Linked DNA regions of Mus musculus: region 2 is linked to region 1. Evidence: chromatin contacts called from ENCODE POLR2A ChIA-PET data. All regions are on one chromosome and are shown on one strand. The core of a region is the stretch at or near the end of the contact, and the rest is flanking DNA. Distances in the headings are between cores, read along the strand shown.

What was found. ChIA-PET counts read pairs that join two places held with the same protein, here RNA polymerase II (POLR2A).
Region 2: POLR2A ChIA-PET joins it to region 1 with 27 read pairs in embryonic stem cell. The contact joins the enhancer-like site here to the promoter of F3 in region 1. POLR2A ChIA-PET finds 5 or more read pairs at or near these places in 4 of 5 experiments (Patski and embryonic stem cell).

What each region holds. Positions count from the first base shown.
Region 1 is chr3:121,722,116-121,726,181 of GRCm38, forward strand. F3 (coagulation factor III) reads left to right here and starts at 1,422. Exons shown (of 6, transcript NM_010171.3): 1 at 1,422-1,687; 2 at 2,862-2,967. The coding sequence starts at 1,600.
Region 2 is chr3:121,599,533-121,603,486 of GRCm38, forward strand. It overlaps Gm33485 (a long non-coding RNA gene), which reads right to left. Exons shown (of 4, transcript XR_001783961.1): 2 at 1,377-1,474. Among named protein-coding and RNA genes, the nearest start is that of Gm33485, 5.1 kb to the right of the region's middle. Within about 2 kb of position 2,644, at least 1 of the 3 ENCODE cell types and tissues checked has a DNase peak (open chromatin) inside an H3K27ac peak, as active enhancers do.

The sequences.
Region 1 (4,066 bases), core at 172-2,671:
GTAGAGGACCAGATAGAGCTACATTGTGTACTTAGGCCAGTGAGCACACGGACCAGCTGACCTCAAGATTGGTATTGTAGAAGGCTATCTAAGAGGTTCTGCCCTGTCCATTCTCAGACATAAGCAGGAAGCCTAATCAAAAGCTACTGTGAGTGGGACGACAGCTTAGTTACTCTTTACACTTCTCAGAGCCTACAAGGTGGACCCAAGTTTGACTTTACTCAAGGAAAGTAAAAAAGGAAGGAAGAAAGGAAGGAAGGAAGGAAGGAAGGAAGGAAGGAAGGAAGATTGTACAAAGCATCCAAAGACACAGATATTTACATTACAGTTCATAACCGTAGCAAAATTACAGTTATGAAGTAGCAATAAAAATAATTTTATGGTTGGGATCACTACAATATGAGGAGCTGTGTTAAAGGGTCGCAGAATTAGGGAAATTGGAAAAGAAGGGATAAACTGGACAGTCAACCAGGAGTGACAAGAAATCGTTTGATACACTGTCGAGCAAATGCTACCAGTAGGATAAGTGATCGTCTAAGGCTTCAACAACGTCACGGCAAAGCCTAGAACAGGAGGCCAGGAAATAAATGAAGAAAACCCAAAGCTTGCAAGTGACACCTGGCTGCCACTAGGCTCAGTGACAGAGGTGGGCTCCTGGGTCCATTCCCAGCATCCAGGAAGGGAAAACACAAATTGGAACGTCCGAATGTTTATTTTTCAGTTTCATTTTTTGTTTTTCTGCGCTTTGGAGGAATTCACTCAAACCCACTGCGGGCTTCCTCAACGTGAGAATCATCCTTCCTGGAACCCCCGTGGCTACAGAAGTCACGCTCAAATTCTCTCAGGCTTCATGTTGCAGTTCCTCGGTCACCTCGGGAACGGGAGTGGGGTGCCAAGTGGCCTTTAGACCTAATCCAGGGCCCTTGTCCATGGCAGACACGTGCATTTACTGCACCGCCCTGTGCAGCGGACCAAAGGGACTGACAGAATGATCTGCTAGCCACTGCGTGTTCAGGCAGGGCTTTGGAACTGCCCTCTGCTACCAGGAGTGGTCCAGGGGCTTTGATACATCCTCTGCTAGGGCCTCAGCGTACATCGAAAGCAGAGGAAAAGTAAGACTCCCTTGACTTTCAACTTAAGTCCCTTCAATGACACTCCTTTCTCCCCAGCCAGCCACCCAGGCTGGTCATCCAGGGATCAGCCCGGGAGCCTGGGTCTCCGCAGTACCTGGATCCGCCTGCGCCGAAGGGGCAGCTCGGTGCTCCGCGGCGCTGTTGAATCACGGTTGAGTCACCCCTTTCGGGGTCTCGGAGTTTCCTACAGGAGGGGAGTGGGCGGGGCAGGGGTGTGGACTGATCGGGAGCCGCCCACCGCGAAAGCGAGTGACCCGGGCCGGGGGGCGGGGAGTCGCGAGCTTCGGCGGAGGCGGCGCGGGGTGGAGAGGAGCCGGTGTCCGCGCGGCCCTTTATAACGCACCCCGCGCCGACCCCGGCAGCCTGGGTACAGCCGGTACCCATCACTCGCTCCCTCCGATCGCTCCTGTAGCGTAGCCAACGCGCCGCCGCTGAAGCCCCGAGACCTCGCCTCCAGCCCTTGGACATGGCGATCCTCGTGCGCCCGCGCCTCCTAGCGGCTCTCGCGCCCACGTTTCTCGGCTGCCTCCTCCTCCAGGTGACCGCGGGTGCAGGTGAGTGGCATTGGTCCTGAGAAGCCGGGGGCGCTCCGCCCGCGGGAAACAGAGAACCTATCTGGCTAGCTGGGGGGGGAGGGGGGGTGCTGCTCTGGTTCCTTGGGGACACCAAGGTGTCCGGCTGTACCTGTGGATTTGGCTGCGCTCGCCCTGAGGATTTGAATGAACAATGGGATGGAAGGTAGTTGGTGCCCGGACTCCTGGCAGTTGTCACTGCTAAAGATGCCTGCTTTGTGCGTCCACCGCGGTTGCATAAGATAAAACTGAGATTCCAGCTTTAACTCTGAGGGAGAGTTTCCTAGATGTTGGGCCCTTGAAGGTGGCAGGCTCGTGGGCCCGCCTTTGCCAAAGTCGGCGTGCTTTGCGCTTTGCGTGGCTTGCATGTTATCTCTGACAAGGTGTGCGCCTTCCCGTAATAAATAGGTGTTCTTGTGGCCTTTGGTTTCGGTCTGATAGAAGCAAGGCTGTTGTAAACTCAGGCAAGACAGAGTGCATACCCACATCTACCCAGTGCTGAGTTGAGGCAGAGGCTGAAACCAGGGGGCTTGCAAAACGAGACGTTGATGACAGCACTTTAATGGAATAGCATCCCACCATGTGACAGGTGCCACGTGGGCTGCACGTCTGACGAGCTCTCCTTGAGAATTTCAGTGTAAAGATATTTTAGATTACAATGGGAAAAGTCCGGTTAGACTCTTTTTTTTTTTTTTCGTTTATGTGCATTCCTGACTCTCACGTGTGTGGGGGACTAGCCCTGTTTGGAATTTATTCAAACCCTTCCTTGCGGCCTCTCCGACGGCTTCGGAAGAGTCCGGGACTCTCTGGCACCTTGGGCCCTCCTTCTGTGTCGTTTTAAAGTGGGCTTTCCCTGGAATAGTTTAAAGGAGGACTTCAGGATCTTCAGCTCTTTCCACGGATTGCAGTATGGGTGTTGCCTAGAGGACTATATGGCCCTGAGGGCGGGGATGGGGCGTGGGGGGAAGGACACGTACACACACACACACACACACACACACACACCCTCTGCTCTTGACAAGTTAGCAACGTTATTTTTGTGACTGGCAACAAAACATGTGCTCCCTTTGATGGCAGAGGCTGGGAAAGTGTTTAAGACACAAGGTCGAGACCACAGAACTGGGTGCAATTCGAGATATTTTGTGCTTATTTGTAGGCATTCCAGAGAAAGCGTTTAATTTAACTTGGATATCAACTGATTTCAAGACAATTTTGGAGTGGCAACCCAAACCCACCAACTATACCTACACTGTACAGATAAGGTAAGCCAGGTTAAAACCAAAGCAAGATGGCTAACAGCTTTGCACGTCTAGCTCTTATGCACTAATAGGGACTCTTTGAAGTCAGTTGTTGGATGGGGCTGTTTACCAAATGGTAGAGTTGTCATGGTAATCTGCTGGCTACTGTGATGTTCCATCAAATGGAAACATTCCATATGCTAAACTGATATGACAGGAACTGGCGCGGGGGGGGGGGGGGTTGTACCTCTGTCCCTTGAGTGCTTACCAAGCACACCTAAGTCCTGGTTTAGATACTCAACCCAGCATAGAATTGTCACTGTGGTCACTGTGTTGCTCGGGGAGGAAGTAGAAGTAGAAATTCAGTCACTCTTAGCTGTACATAGGGAGTTCCAGGCCATCCTACAATACGTGGGACCCTGTATCTAAATAATGCAGATACATACATACATACATACATACATACATACATACATGACATACATGACATAGTGTCTGGTTCTTTGAGGGTAGTTATAAGAAAATTAATAAGTGCATATAAGCTATAGAGGGGTGAGCCCACTTACACAGGCACATAGTGTGCTTTGGGATCGTCCGCAGCTAGTCTCCTCTAAGCACCAATGCCCTTTTCTGGTTACTAGCTGTCTAGACTGAGCTGCTGCAGGCATGTCAGGGAGAGGTAGGAGGAATTCCAGTGTCTACACTGCCCTGAAGCAGTGCTTGATTCATTAATCTATGGACTCGTTGAATTGAAATTTGGTTATACACACACGATTTCGGTGGAGGCCAAATTCCTGAGTCATTGAGCTGCTTAGAAAACACTGAAGGATTTGTCTGCATCCTGCGCCGTCTGGGGCTGTTCGGCTCACTCAGCCCTGTTCACCGACTGACAGCTCTCGGGAACAAGTAATCCCGTGCTTTTCCTCTAAGTGGTAACCAGGGTGTGCCAGGTGCCTTCCTTGATGATTTTCACATATTTTTGGCAAGCTTTTGGTTTCTGATAGATTCTAGGAGATGGATAAGGAACTTAAGAAACCTGCCTGGTGTGGAAATTGTTTTAATAGTGACGATGTAAAGGACACAGGAGTATCGTAGGCAAAAGGCAGGCACATTGTAACCCTTT
Region 2 (3,954 bases), core at 1,394-3,893, 120 kb before region 1:
AGATCAATTTCTGAGCATCCCTTGGTGATGGAATTGACTCAAGGCAACACTGCACAGCCTCACAAAGAAACAACACAAAGGCCTGTTGGCTAATGGGCAGAGGCTCCGTATCCTGTGTGAAACAGGAAGATGGCTGTTTGCAGAATGTGAGGAATGGCATTCAATACACTCCTGTGGGGATGTCAACCTGCTAGAGTCTTTCTAGATGGAAATCAAGCAATTCAGAAGATAGACTTTGCATTTTTACAAGAAAGGGGTGTCCATGTTAATAAATAAGGCAGGTTGTAAAACATTTTACCCTTCTACCTACCCACCCTTCTTTCCTTTCCTTCTTCTACCAAGAAAAAAGTAAAAGAATATGTATCAAAAAACCACAAATGTCTATCACAGAATAAAGTTAACTTATTACTAATTCTATATTTCATTTTACTTTATATCAGATCTTGAAGATTTTGTAACAGACAGGTATTACAGTTATGCCGGCATCTAAAGCAATATTAGTTAATATTGTCATTTGGGAAAACCCTTTTCTTCTCAAAAGGGCAATTTAAGTGACTTATCTCTGCTAGTATGTGGGGACCGTGTTGTTAGGAGCAATATTTTTGATGTAAGAGACCTCATCTTGGTGGCTTAGTTCTTGCCTGAAAGGTCTCATAAAACATGGGATTTATTGCTTTTTTTTTAAAACTTCATTTTTTACTAGTGGCTCATGCCTTTAATCCCAGCACTCAGGAGTCAGAGGCAGGCAGATTTTTGAGTTCGAGGCCAGCCTGGTCTACAAAGTGAGTTCCAGGACAGCCAGGGCTATACAGAGAAACCTTGTCTCAAAAAACCAAAAGAAAAAAAAAAGAAACTACAACATAATTTTAGCCTACTCCAACATAGGGGAAAATTACACTCTGTTTCAACTACAAATGGAAAACCTTGTATGGGTAATCGACATTTTTTTCTATCTTCTCTCTTCCACTGAACACCTCTCAACTGTCCTTATAAATTTGGTACTTCTCTGATTGTAGAACAAATTCTTGTAATGACTGGATCAAAGTTATGCAAATTTGGAATTCTGACTCACTGTCTCTTACATTAAATATGCTACCAGGACACAACAGCTGATTTCCGGTTCCCCCTTTAGTCTTTCTTGTGTGTGCTTAGCTTGACTTATTTTTAGAGAACCCCCCAAATTTACTTCTTTTTTCTCCAGTCCCCTTCCAGGGACATGGGAAGCATCCCGCCTTGGATTCAGTGTATCACGCACTCTGTGCTGCTTGTGTGGGAAAAGCTGGAGGTGTGAAGCACTGTGCTCCCAGGAAAGAGGTACGAACTCCAGAGGCACCAGATAAACCCTTCACAGGGCAGGAAAAGAAAATCCATGTTACCTCAGTAAGCAAGCCACCGGGCCAGCAGAAGTGCTGAGAGCCAATGAAATCTTGAAGGAAGCACAGACAGCCGGTGAACATCACCCTCCGCCAATCACCTACAGACCAACAGCAATGGGGGCGGGGTTATGGAGAAAGATGTTATCTAATCGCATTAATTATTCTCTCCTACGTCTCCCCATCTACCCCAGCACACAAACTGCCAAACTGCGAGTATCTGCCATCTTGGAAGATGTGGAAGGGTCTAGGTGGGATGAGGGGTGGTTCAACATGGGCGGCCCTGCTCTCTGCAAAGTCCCTGGCATCTACGGTGCTATTTCTGTGGCTTTTGCTGTATTTTCTGTGCTTCTTCTTTTTAAAAAATCCTTCTAAAAGCCTCATACTCACGCCTCCCCTTGGAAAACAGCCTTCTGATTAGTGGGCTGCATCCCTCCCAGCACAGAGCCACGACATGCGGCTTCCTTGCTTCTAGGGTCTCTGTGTGTCCATTGTCGATGGGGCGCTCTCCAAAGTCTACATTTTCTTTATTTCAGCAGACCCCAGAGCAGACACTCTGGCTACTGAAGTAACAACTTACAATCTGTTGTGTTGTATAAAAATAAAGAAAGAAGGAATATGTTTGGTGGGTGTGCAGTCAGGTGTAGGGGAAGGGGTGCCTCTGTGGGTCCATGTTGAGGCATCCCTTTCCCGAGGGACCAGCCACATGACAAAGGTATAGTATAGAATAGTTTATTCAGGGCCTGGGGAGGGGAGTTGAGAGGGTAGTAGAGACAGAGAAGGGGGGTGGGGGAGAGAGACAGAGACAGAGACAGAGAGGTAGAGGCCGGTCATGAGAAAGAGGGGGTGGAGGGGAGTAAGGAGAGAGGGGGAGCAGGAGGGAAGGACAAAGTGAGAGCAAGAAGGCAAGACAGCAAGAGAGAGGAGGGGGCAAGCAGCCCCTGTTATAGTGAGTTAGGCACTCCTGGCTGTTGCCAGGTAACTGTGGAGGCAGCGCCTAGAAGAAATGCTAACACAAGCACCTATTTTTTTTTTTATTTTAATTAAAATATCCTTTTCCACTTTCCCAAATGTGAAGGTGAATGAGATTGTGGATTCCTGGGATCAAGTAGCAGGAAAGAAAGTGAGAAAGTGAGACTGCTCACTTGCAGCCATGGGCCTTCTGAGGCCACCTCACCCCTTAACCCTCCCAAGGCCTTGACTCATGGAGGACACACTAGGGGGCCTCTCAGCTCTGGGATGACACACCTGGCTGGCCTAGCCAATGTCCTTATAAGGCAATTGCTGGGCCCTGCACGGGCTGCTTCCCTGCCTCTTTTTTTTTTTTTTTTCCAGTGTGTGATGAAGCAATGTCCCTGGCCTGGGAAGGGCGGGGAACAGCAAGCCGCTGACTCCCTGTAAGCTGGCGCAGACAGCTCTGCTTCCTTTTCTGTTGGATTTGAAATGAAAAAAATCCAATTCTGGGAGAACACTGGGAACGAGGTCACTTGGTTCCATTTCTACACATTACGCCTCACTGAGCAGCTCCAACCGTTCCACACCCTACCCTGGCATTTTACTCAGGCAAGCCCTCTCTACCCGTGAGCTACACCCCAGCCCTGTGCTGACAGTTCAGTCTCACATCAGTGCTTACATGCAAAGGAAGAGGATGAGCTGTGTTGGCCCGGGGATCAAACATGAGTCTGTTTATCAACTAAAACGGGCTATTGGAGTCAAATTAGAATTTCCGATTAACAACGGATAATTTATTCTCACATGAGCATTGTTGTGGTTTGAATGTGGGCCAGCCTCTAAAATTTATGTTGAGAATTAATCTTCAAATGCAACAGTGCTAAGAACCCCACTTGGATGGGATTTGGGCCTTTGTAAAGGGTTTGAGGGTAAGGGTTTGCCTTCTCTGTTTTCCCCTCTGTGTGAAGACGCTGCAGCTTCTACTCTGGAAGATTCAGCAACAAGATGCTATCTGGAACCCTGCAACTGGTTCTTAGTAGATCTGAACCTACTAGTGCTTTACTCTTAGACTTCCCGACTTTCAGAACGGTGAAAAATGAAGTTCTGTTGTTAACAAGCCACACTGTCCGAGACTATGTTGTTGCAACAGAACAGCAGACCAAGACAAGTACTTCCCGGTTTTGGATGGCACGGATGCTATTAATCATTATTCCCCATAGATACTAGTTGAACTTCCTACTCAGGCTCCCCACCTTTCTTCCTATCCTCCCACTCCTCTTTGCTAAATTTGGCTTCTCTAGGCCACGCCCGTTTCCATCACTGTGATGTAAAGTTCTTCCAGAGAGGCAAGCTTCTGTCTCCACTGGGCCTTGTTTTTACCCATGCGCCTTTCTTCAAGGAGGCCCTCCCTGAGCCTACTTCTCAAGGCCAGCTCCTGCTTGCTTCATCTTCTTCCCAGCCTGACACTACCTTACATAGTCATGGTCTTGTCTGCCTCCTTGCTCGAATGCCCTCCTCAGAAAGTCAGGGACTTCTACCTTGTTGACAGCCATTTCCCCAACCACAGCTTAGAATAAAGCAGGAATTCCTTCATTTCTTTCTCTCTTTGGTGCATCATAGTGAAGCCCAG